Linked DNA regions of Homo sapiens: region 1 is linked to region 2. Evidence: chromatin contacts called from ENCODE Hi-C or POLR2A ChIA-PET data. All regions are on one chromosome and are shown on one strand. Each heading gives the region's core, a stretch centred on a gene start or an enhancer-like site at or near the end of the contact. The rest is flanking DNA. Distances are from core to core; before and after follow the strand shown.

What was found. A loop is a pair of places that touch in the nucleus more often than their neighbours do. ChIA-PET counts read pairs that join two places held with the same protein, here RNA polymerase II (POLR2A). Pooled maps may share reads with other maps.
Region 1: a map of ascending aorta shows a loop between it and region 2 (5-fold over the local background). The contact joins the promoter of ERICH2-DT here to the enhancer-like site in region 2. A Hi-C loop is called at or near these places in 1 of 168 maps with a recorded cell type or tissue (ascending aorta) and 4 of 50 pooled maps. POLR2A ChIA-PET finds 5 or more read pairs at or near these places in 1 of 52 experiments (MCF 10A).

The regions. Positions count from the first base shown.
Region 1 is chr2:170,768,623-170,774,030 of GRCh38, forward strand. It overlaps ERICH2-DT (ERICH2 divergent transcript), which reads right to left and starts at 2,144. Exons shown (of 6, transcript NR_110185.1): 1 at 2,080-2,144. It overlaps ERICH2 (glutamate rich 2), which reads left to right and starts at 1,756. Exons shown (of 10, transcript NM_001290030.2): 1 at 1,756-2,565. The coding sequence starts at 2,060. RefSeq lists silencers at 2,334-2,393, 2,714-2,853.
Region 2 is chr2:170,551,927-170,556,988 of GRCh38, forward strand. The region is part of intron 32 of MYO3B (myosin IIIB); the gene reads left to right. Among named protein-coding and RNA genes, the nearest start is that of LINC01124, 160 kb to the right of the region's middle. Within about 2 kb of position 2,850, at least 3 of the 41 ENCODE cell types and tissues checked have a DNase peak (open chromatin) inside an H3K27ac peak, as active enhancers do.

The DNA.
Region 1 (5,408 bases), core at 894-3,393, 220 kb after region 2:
CTTTTATTTATATACAGAATATTATGGTAGAAGTAATAATATCTCAGTTGTTGACGAATTGTCATGTGCGAGGCTCTGTGTCAGGGGCTTTATTTTCTCTCATTCCATGTTCTGAGCTACAGGGGCAGGTAGTGCATGTATTTCCACTTGGCACTTGAAGACCTTGAGGCCCAAGGTGGAAGCCAGATCACTCTAACCACTCCTCGATGTGGAGAACATACTTTTATTCTCCAAGGTCATGAATCTTTTTTTTTTTTTAATACAGGGTCTCACTTTGTCGCCCAGGCTAGAATGCAGTGGCACAATCAAGGCTCACTACAGCTTCGACCCCCCCTTACCCCACCGCACCCGTGCCACTATGCCCAGTTAATTTTTTATATTTTTTTGTGGAGACAGCGTTTCGCCATGTTGCCCAAGCTGGTCTGAAACACCTGAGCTCAAGCGATCCGCACACCTCGGCCTCCCAAAGTGCTGGGATTGCCAGGTGCGGTGGCTCACGCCTGTAATCCCAGCACTTTGGGAGTCCGAGGCGGGCGGATCACGAGGTCAGGAGATCGAAACCATCCTGGCTAACACGGTGAAACCTCGTCTCTACTAAAAATACAAAAAAATTAGCCAGGCATGGTGGCGGGCGCCTGTAGTTCCAGCTACTCGGGAGGCTGAGGCAGGACAATGGCGTGAACCCGGGAGGCGGAACTTGCAGTGAGCCGTGATCGCGCCACTGCACTCCAGCCTGGGGGACAGAGGGAGACTCCGTCTCAAAAAAAAAAGTGCTGGGATTACAAGTGTGAGCCACCGTGCCCAGCCCATTAATCCATTTTTGCTCCCTTCAGGAGCAGTAAGTAAACTAAACACTGCATCCTACAAATGAACTTGAGCTTTTCTGTCAGGGGGAAGAATAGGTAGAGAAAGAAAGTTTAATCAAATTTGAGGTTTTCTTACACTTCCTTGTAGTGGATCAATGGGAATAACCAGTCAGCCATTATCCATTCATCAGTACTAAGCAAATTCAACAAAACTAATGTTTTCAAATGTGTTGATCAAGACATACCCTTGGCCTTGTTTAAATGAAAAGTCCTCAATCAAACAAGACATTTTCTATGTAAGGGTGTTCCTGTAATAGAGGAGGCAGTGGCCTGCTATGTCCTTATCAAACTAGGGATGTATTTGTCAATGACTCCATTGAGTTCTTTTCAAAAACTTCCATTCTGGCATTTTTCCTTTGCCTCCTACCTATCATCAAGGGCTCACAGGAGATTTAAAGAATGAATGTGAACAGATGACTAAGAGAATTAAAAAATGGCCACGTCTCTGTATTCTCTTGGTTCCGGAAATGGTCCAGCTGGTTCTATTTTTATTATAATAATAATAAAATTTGTTATTTATTAAGCATCTTCCACATGTCAGAGCTTTATACATTTTTATGTCATTTTAGCTTCACAACCATCTACCAAGGTACATATCCTCAGCGGGTAGCAACTCCAGAGATTAAATAGGGAGTACACCTGATATTATGTGTCTACCATGTGAAAGTCGAATCCAGATTTGAGTCCAACAAACACGCGTCCTTCAAAACACGTTGCCTAGCAACAAATTGATTCTAGTTACTTCCGGCATCCCAAGTGGAGAAAAATAACCAATTCCTTCCTAGAAGCCAAGCTTGAGGGACCTTTAGAATTCTGTAACAGAAAAGCTCCCCACCCCCTACTGTGACCCAAGCAGTTACTTAAACACTAATACCTCCCATTGGCCGGCGTGGCAGAGCAGCAGCTCTGGCGCTAGAGGGAACCTGGGCTGCTCTAGCTGGGGGAGAGCCGGGTCTCTGGTTCTAATCACTTGAATCTGACTTCTGGGAAAACTGGCGTCCAGGGACTCCCCCCGGAGACCCATAATCTTCTTGGGGCGACCTCAGGTTGGGGGACTAAGTCCTGCAGGGGACACTTGTTCATCCACTACCAGGGACACCCATCTCTCCCAACTCAAGACTTCTTTTTACTCCCCAAGTTTAAAACTCTGAGGCCACCCCGCCCCCTTCCCTCTCCCTCGCTTAGAATCAGGTATGGACACCGACATTCCAACCTTCTTTCCTTCTTCGGCGCTCCTGAAGGTAACCGGTGCGCGTGCGCACGTCAATCCGAGGGTGTGTGCGCCCAGTTTCCGGCGCCGCGGGACACCCACAACCGCGGGGCTGTCCCTCAGCTCGGCCGCCCGCCCCGCCCCGCCCCCCCGGACCCGCCTCCCAGCCCCGCCCCGGGCCCTCCTCGCCGCGCCCGCTCCGTCCCGCGCCCTCCACCGCCCTACGGCCTGGGCCCGCCTCCACCCTGCCTCTCCGTGGTTCCCCGGGCTGCCCCTGCCCCCGCCCCCGCCCCCGCCACCTCCCCCGCCGTCGCCCAATTCCCCCAGCCCCCACCCTCGGCTGCTGCCCGAGCTTCCTCCACGCGCCGTGCAGTCTCCACGGCGACGCTGCGTTCCCGACTCGGAGCCCCCAGCTCCGCGCGAGCAGCTAGCCGGGCTGGCTCTCGGTGTGTGCCCTTCGGATGGTCTGCTGAAGAGGGCCGCCAGCTGGTAAGACACTCCGAGGCAACGACCGGTCTCCCTCTCCCTAGCCCGGTGTGCAGTCTGACCCAGCCCCCACAGCAGACCACCCCCAGACCGGGCGCCCGAGTCTGCGGACCGCTCTACCGCACCTGGTTCTGGCTCTGGGCCCCGGGCCCCGTGGCTGCCAGGGGCCGCCGGGAAGGGAGGATGCGCGCCACTGGGGTGCGCCTGGCTTGCGGCACCCTCCTCCCGCAGTGGTCGGAAGAGGTGAGGAAGCGCCGTTCGTGTCTACACGGGTGTGGAGATAACTGGGCGATTCTGACAGGCTTGTCTACACTACCATTCTTTGACCGGCCGGTGCACACGCACCAACTCCTTCCCCGCAAATAACGAAGATGGCCCAGCCCATCCCAGGGCTTCCCGACCCCCTTCCCTCAGTCCTTGCCCTTGCCCGGAATTCTTTTACTTATTTTTGGAAAATTAGTTAAGACATCACTACTAGCTAGATATAACTTGCTAGCCATACAAATTTCGATGGAATTTGGACAAATCATTTATATTCCCGGGCCTTATTCTCATCTTATGAGATGATGAAATTGACTTGAAACTTCCAAAATGTTGATATTGTTCTTTTGACTACTCAAACTACTCTACACTGAGCCCCTGTGGCATTTAAAGTAACACATGGTATAATGATCAATTTATTGTTTGGCATAGGTGTCTTGGCTGAATCTTATTTTTACCCTAGGAGAACCCCTGGAAGTCGCTTTTTAAAAATCTGAAAAGGACACCGGAAATGTCTTTTAATATGTTTCATTTTTCTAAAAACCAAATACAATGATCCCCAAATCCAACTTATTTTTTAATTTTTATTTTGTTTTTTGTGAATTGAAATAGTTTTGGTTTTTGTAATCTCTGGAGAACAATAATAACAATAACATTTCTCTTTACGTGTTAAGAGTTTTCCAGAGCTGAAATTCCAGCATCTCTAGGTATTTCATTGCACCCACTCCAGAATTCCAGAGCTTTCTACCTACGCTCACCGGTTGAGCCACATCCTCAGTGTTTTCTCCCTTCTTTGCCCCATCCAGTTTCGGCGTTTAGAACTGGCTTCATTTGTGACAGTTCACCTTCAGGACTGGCCTCCCTGAGCTGTAAATATTAACAATAGTATAGGAGGAGGAGTTATAGTAACTGCAGTTCTGGCAGGAGATGAGTGCTACTATTATTATTTATTGGTAGCTAATTATTTTAACCTTTGCAATTTAACTCTATAAGGTAGGTGGTGTTTTTATCCACACTTTACAGTTGAGGAACTGAATCACAGAGAGGTTAAGGAATTTGCTCAAGGTCACACAGTTTACTGGGATTTAAACATAGACAACCTGACTCCAGAGTCTGGAATCCTAGCACTATATTACACTGTAAAGGAAATATATAAAATTTATATTTAGTCAGTTTAAAAAATGAATGTAAGTGATGGATGATCCTTGACACCATTTGTATACACATTTGAAGCTATGCCATGAAATATTGTTCCTGCATCATGTAATGTTTCCCCCACCAAGCTCCCTGAGGATAGAGGATAGTGCTTAATCAGCTCTGTCTCTCCTTCTCACCAGAGTTGCAGGGCTTGAGTGTGTAGCTAGCTAGCTATTTATTCATTCTGTCTTTGCCTATTAGACTACAAGGTAGCTTATAAAAACCAGTAGCACAAAACAGTAAAATAATTGCATAAGTGGGATGAAGAAAAACATGTAATGTCTTCCAATATTACAAGAGAAATCTAAAATAAAAATTTTTTGAAATCTGAATTTTAAATGTTGGTAATTCATTTTATAAAAGGTGTTTTTGTTTTTTTGTTTTGTTTTGTTTTTCCTGAAGTCTGTGGAGTGTGGAGTCCAAATAATACCAACTGGGGAGGTTCAGAATCTTGTGGCCTCTGGTTGCATGACTCCTAAACTACAATTTCTGAATCTCGTGGCTAATTTGTTAATCCTGTAAAGGCAGTCTGGTCCCCAGGCAAGAAGAGGGTTTGCTTTGGGAAAGGGTGGTTATCATCTTTGTTTCAGTGTTAACTGTAAACTGATTTCTTCCCAAAGTTAGTTTAGCCTATACCTAGGAAAGAACAAGGGCAGCTAGGAGGTTAGAAGCAAGATGGCATCAGTTAAGTCAGATCTGTGTCACTGTCATAATTTTCTCACTGTTATAATCTTTGCAAAGGCAATTTCACCTCTGTCCTTCCAGTTCTGCCTCCACTGCCTGCTGACTTCCTTAGGTATCTCCAGTCCTTGAGCCCAAAAGAAAGAATTTGATTGGTCCTGGTAATCACTATTCCTCAGTTTGGGCAGTATGGGAAATTACATTGTAGCCCCTTAAAGGGAAGCATTTGTTATAGTATTTTGAAGCTTGCTCTGTGACATACATATAAGAAGTTAGTACCCGTTTCACCTATAAGATTCTGAACTTCTCAAAGTAGAGTATCTTCATCTTTGTGTCCCCAGAGTTTAGCATAGTTATATGTGACATGTAGTAGGTGCTCATCAAATGTCTGGTATTGTATTATTATTGTCTTTTTTTTTAGAGACAGAGTCCCACTCTCTTGCCCAGGCTGGAGTACAGTGGCACAATCATAGCTCATTGTAACCTCAAGCTCCTGGGCTCAAGCCATCCTCCTACCTCAGCCTCTTGAGTAGCTGAGACTACAGGCATACACCACCATGCCTGGCTAATTAATTTTTTATAGAGGCAGAGTTTTGCTGTGTTCCCCAGGCTGGTGTCGACCTCCCATCCTCAAGCTATCCTCTGGCCTCGACCTCCCAAAGTGTTGGGATTACAGGTGTGAGCCACGACACCTGACCCAAATACCT
Region 2 (5,062 bases), core at 1,600-4,099:
CTCTCCTGCTGCCATGTGAAGATGTGCTTTCTTCCCCTTCCCCCTTCTGCCATGATTTTAAAGCTTCCTGAAGCCTCTCCAGTCATGCCTCCTGTACACCCTGTGGAACTGTGAGCCAATTAAACCTCTTTTCTTTATAAGTTACCCAGTCTCAGTCTCAGGTAGTTTTTTATAGCAGCATGAGAATGGACTAATACAGAAAATTGGTACCAGGAGTGGGGTATTGCTATAAAGGTATTACCATAAAGATAACTGAAAATGTAGAAGCAACTTTGGAACTGGGTAATGGGCAGAGGTAGGAACAGTTTGGAGGGATCAGAAGACAGGAAGGTGAGGGAAAGTTTGGAACTTCCTAGAGACTTGTTGAAGGGTTGTGACCAAAATGCTGATAGTGATATGGACAGTGAAGTCCAGGCTGAGGTGGCTTCAGATAGAGATGAGAAACTTACTGGGAGCTGCAGTAAAGGTCACTCTTGCTATGCTTATCAAAGAGACTGGTGGCATTGTGTCTCTAGAGATCTGTGGAACTTTGAACTTGAGAGAGATGATTTAGGATATCTGGTAGAAGAAATTTCTAAGCAGCAAAGCATTCAAGAGGGGTCCTGGCTGCTTCCAAAAGTCTACACTCATTTACATAAACAAAGAAATGACCTGAAACTAGAACGTTTATTTAAAAGGGAAGCAGAGCATAAAAGTTTGGAAAATTTGCAGCCCAATCATGTGGTTGTAAAGAAAAACACATTTTCTGTGGAAGAATTCAAGGCTGCAGAAATTTGTATGAGTAAAGAGGACCTGAATGTTAATAGCCAAAACAATGGAAAAAAACTCCTCCGGGGCATTTCAGAGACCTTCATGGCAGCCCCTCCCATCAAAGGCCTGCAGGCTTAGAGGGAAAAATGGTTTCCTGGGCTGGGCCCAGGGTCCCACTGCTCTGTGCAGCCTCAGGACATGGTGCCCTGCATCCCAGCCGATCTAGCTTCAGCTGTGGCTAAAAGGGGCCAAGGTACTGCTCAAGCCATTGCTTCAAGCCCCAAGCCTTGGTGGCTTCCACGTGGTGTTGGGCCTGTGGGTGCACAAAAACAAGAGTTGAGACTTAGAAGCCTCTGCCTAGATTTCAGAGGATGTATGGAAACACCTGGATGTCCAAGCAGAAGTCTGCTGCAATTGCAGAGCCTCATGGAGAACCTCTAATAGGGCAGTGCAGAGGAGAAATGTGGGGTTGGAGCCCCCACACAGAGTCCCCACTGGAGTACTGCCTAGTGGAGCTTTGAGAAGAGGGTTACTGTCCTCCAGACCCCAAATGGTAGATCTACCAATACCTTGCACTATGTGCCTAGAAAAGCTGCAGGCACTCAATGCCAGCCTGTGAAAGCAGCCAAACTTGCAGAACCAAAACGCTGAGCTGCCCAAAGCCTTGGGAGCCCACCTCTTGCATCAGTGTGGCCTGGATATGAGACATGGAGTCAAAGGATATTATTTTGAACCTTTAAGATTTAATGACTACCCTGCTGGGTTTCAGATTTGCATGGGGCCTATAGCCACTTTATTTTGTCCAATTTCTTCCTTTTGGAATGGGAGCATTTACCCAATGCCTGTACCCCCATTGTATCTTAGAAGTAACTAACCTGTTTTTGGTTTTACAGGCTTATAGGTGGAAGGGACTTGCCTTGCCTCAGATAAGACTTTGGACTTGGACTTTTGGGTTAATGCTGGAATGAGTTAAGACTTTGGGGGACTCTTGGGAAGGCATGATTGGTTTTGAAATGTGAGAAGGACATGAGATTTGGGAGAGGTTGGGGTGGAATAATATGGTTTAGCTCTGCATCGCCACCCAAATCTCATGTTGAATTGTAATCCCCAGTGTTGGGAGAGAGACCTGGTGGGAGGTGATTGGATCATGGGGGCGGATTTCCCCCTTGCTGTTCTCATGATAGTGAGTGAGTTCTCACAAGATCTGATTGTTTAAAAGTAAGCAGCACTTCCCCCTTCCCTCTGTCCTGCTGACATGTGAAAACGTGCTTGCTTTCCCTTTACCTTCTGCCAGAACTGTAAGTTTTCTGAGGCCTCCCCAATCATGCCTCCTGTACAGATTATGGAACTGTGAGTCAATTTCACCTCTTTTCTTTATAAACTACCGAGTCTTGGGTGGTTCTTTATAGCAATGTGAGAATGGACAAATACAGAGACTTTTCTCATTTTTACTAGATCTGGGTTTTTGGTTTCTTTGTTTTTGTTTTGCTTTGTTTTGTAATTTTGAAGAATAGGAACAGGGTGCTTTGGACATCAGTTATAGTCCTAGTAGTTTACCTCAACTGAGGGCTCTGTTCAAAACTGGTGCTCTCTGAAGGAACTCTGTGGATACCTACCAAGATTGATCATAGTGCCCCATTTCCCTTGAAAGAATCAGGATGAAAAGGAAGAACAAGGGATGTACTCCACAAAGGTCAGTGCTTTTCTCCACCCTCAGCCAGCTGAATCAATAGCAAGATTCTGACTCTATTGGAGGAGCTGAGGCTAGAGGAGTCTAGAGGCGGCTGGAGGGGAAAGTGGCCACAGATGTGAGAGTGGCAGATACAAGCCGCAGAGGTCACATGCCAGGCCACCATTCCTGAGGCCACATACCTCAGGAAAAACCTTTCACAGCCTGTTCTCATTCCTGCGACTCATTAAAGCACATTACAGAATTGAACAGTTTTTGAACATCATTTCTTCTTAGATTGTTGCTGCAAACATAGCTGTGAAAAGTTCTTGCTAAACTTTTCCGGTGCTTTCCTGAGTTCGTTAGGTCATGATGCACTTTTTGCCAATGCCAAGTTAGGTTTTGGCGTTGGCCCAGGACATCAGGAGTGCAGATGCCAAACAACACAAGGCGGGTGGTGTGTGAGTCAAGTTAGGGTATTTGGCTTCCAAGATTGGATGTTGATGGCATGGCTGTAAAATGTGCCTAGAGAAAATTTATTTTTAAATTCTTTTCTTATTTGATATAATTGAAACAACACATACTCTCAAGACTGCCCTGTTAACCACAGCTGCCTAGTTTATTTCATTTTAAAGGATTCTTTCAACTTTAAAATCAAACATACAATTGTTTAATGGTAGGGTTGTAGTGATTTTTCTTCTTTTTATGTTTGTTTGTTTTCTAAGATTGAGAATAATAAATTTGTTTGCGTTTTAAAAAGTTAATAGAGTTTACTTATTTGAGTAATTTTTGGCTTACAGAAATATTGAGCTTAAAGTACAAAATTCTTACATACCCTTTCTCCTCTCCTTTTCTCCCTGTTTCTTCTATAATTAACATCTTGTATTAGCATGGTTCATTTATTACAATTGATGAGCCCATATTGATACACTATTATTATTATTACATTAGAGTTCACTGTTTGTGCTGTACGTTCTGTGAGCTTTGACAAATGCGTAATGACCTGTATTCATCATGACAGTATCATACAGAATAATTTCACTGACCTAAAAATCCCATCTCTACCTCCTTATTCCTCCCTCCCCACAAGCCCCTGGCAACCACTATTTGTTTTTTTATTTATTTACTTATTGATTTTAGTGCCTCCATAGCTTTGCCTTTTTCAGAATGTCATATAGTTGGAATCATACAGTATATAGCCATTTCTGATTGACTTCTTTCACTTTAGCAATATGTACTTAAGAGGCCAGGTGTGGTGGTTTACACCTGTAATCCCAGCACTTTGGGAGGCTGAGGTGGGAGGATTGCCTGAGGCCAAGAGTTTAAGACCAGCCTGGACAACACAGCAACACCCTGTCTCTACAAAAAATTTAAATATTAGCCAAGTGTTTTGGTGCATGTCTATATTCCTAGCTACATGGAAGGCTGAGGTAGAAAGATCACTTGAGCCCAGGAGGTCGAGGGTGCAGTGAGCTATGATGGTACCACTGCACTCCAGCCTAGGCAGTAGAGCAAGATCCTATCTCTAAAATAATAATAATAATATGCATTTAAGATTCCTCCATGTCGGCTGGGTGTGGTGGCTCATGCTTGTAATCCCAGCACTTTGGGAGGCCAAGACAGGTGGATCACTTGAGGTCAGGAGTTCTAGACCAGCCTGAGAAACATGACGAAACACTGTCTCTACTAAAAGTACAAAAATTAGCTGGGCGTAATAGCACACGCCTGTAATCCCAGCTACTCAGGAGGCTGAGGCAGGAGAATCACTTGAACCTGGGAGGCAGAGGTTGCAGTGAGCCGAGATCACGCCATTGAACTCCAGCCTGGGCAACAGACCAAGACTCTGTCTAGAAAAAAAAAAAAAGATTCCTTCATGTCTTGTCATGGCTTGATAGCTTAATATCTTGGTTGCTTCCAAGTTTGGACAATTATGAGTGAACCTACCATAAACATTTGTGTTCAGGTTTTGGTGTGGATGTAACTTTTTAATTCATTTGAGTTAATACCTAGGAGCATGATTACTGGATTGTGTGGTAAGAGTATGTTTAGCTTTGCAAGAAACTGCCAAACTGTCTTCCAAACTGGCTTTACCATTTTGCATTTCCTTCAGCAATGAGTGAGAGTTCCTGTTGCTCTGCATCATTGTCAGCCTTTGGGGTCGTCAGTATCTTGGATTTTTACTTTTTTTTTTTTGAGACAGAGTTTAGCTCTTGTTGCCCAAGCTGGAGTACAATGGCACGATCTTGGCTCACTGCAACTTCTGCCTCCCGGACTCAAGTGATTCTCCTGCCTCAGCTTCCCAAGTAGCTGGGATTACAGGCATGTGTCACCACGTCTGGCTAATTTTTTGTATTTCAGTAGAAACGGGGTTTCACCATGTTAGCCAGGCTGGTCTCGAACTCCTGACCTCAGGTGCTCCACCTGCCTTGGCCTCCCAAAGTGCTGGGATTACAGGCGTGAGCCACTGCACCTGGCCAGATTTTGACATTTTAATAGTTGTGTAGTCACATCTCATTATTTTAATTTGCAATTCACTGATAACATGATATTAAGCATCTTTTCACAGCTTATTTCTTTCACATGCTTATTTGACATCTGTGCGTCTTATTTGGTGAGGTATCTATTCAGATTTTTTGACCATTT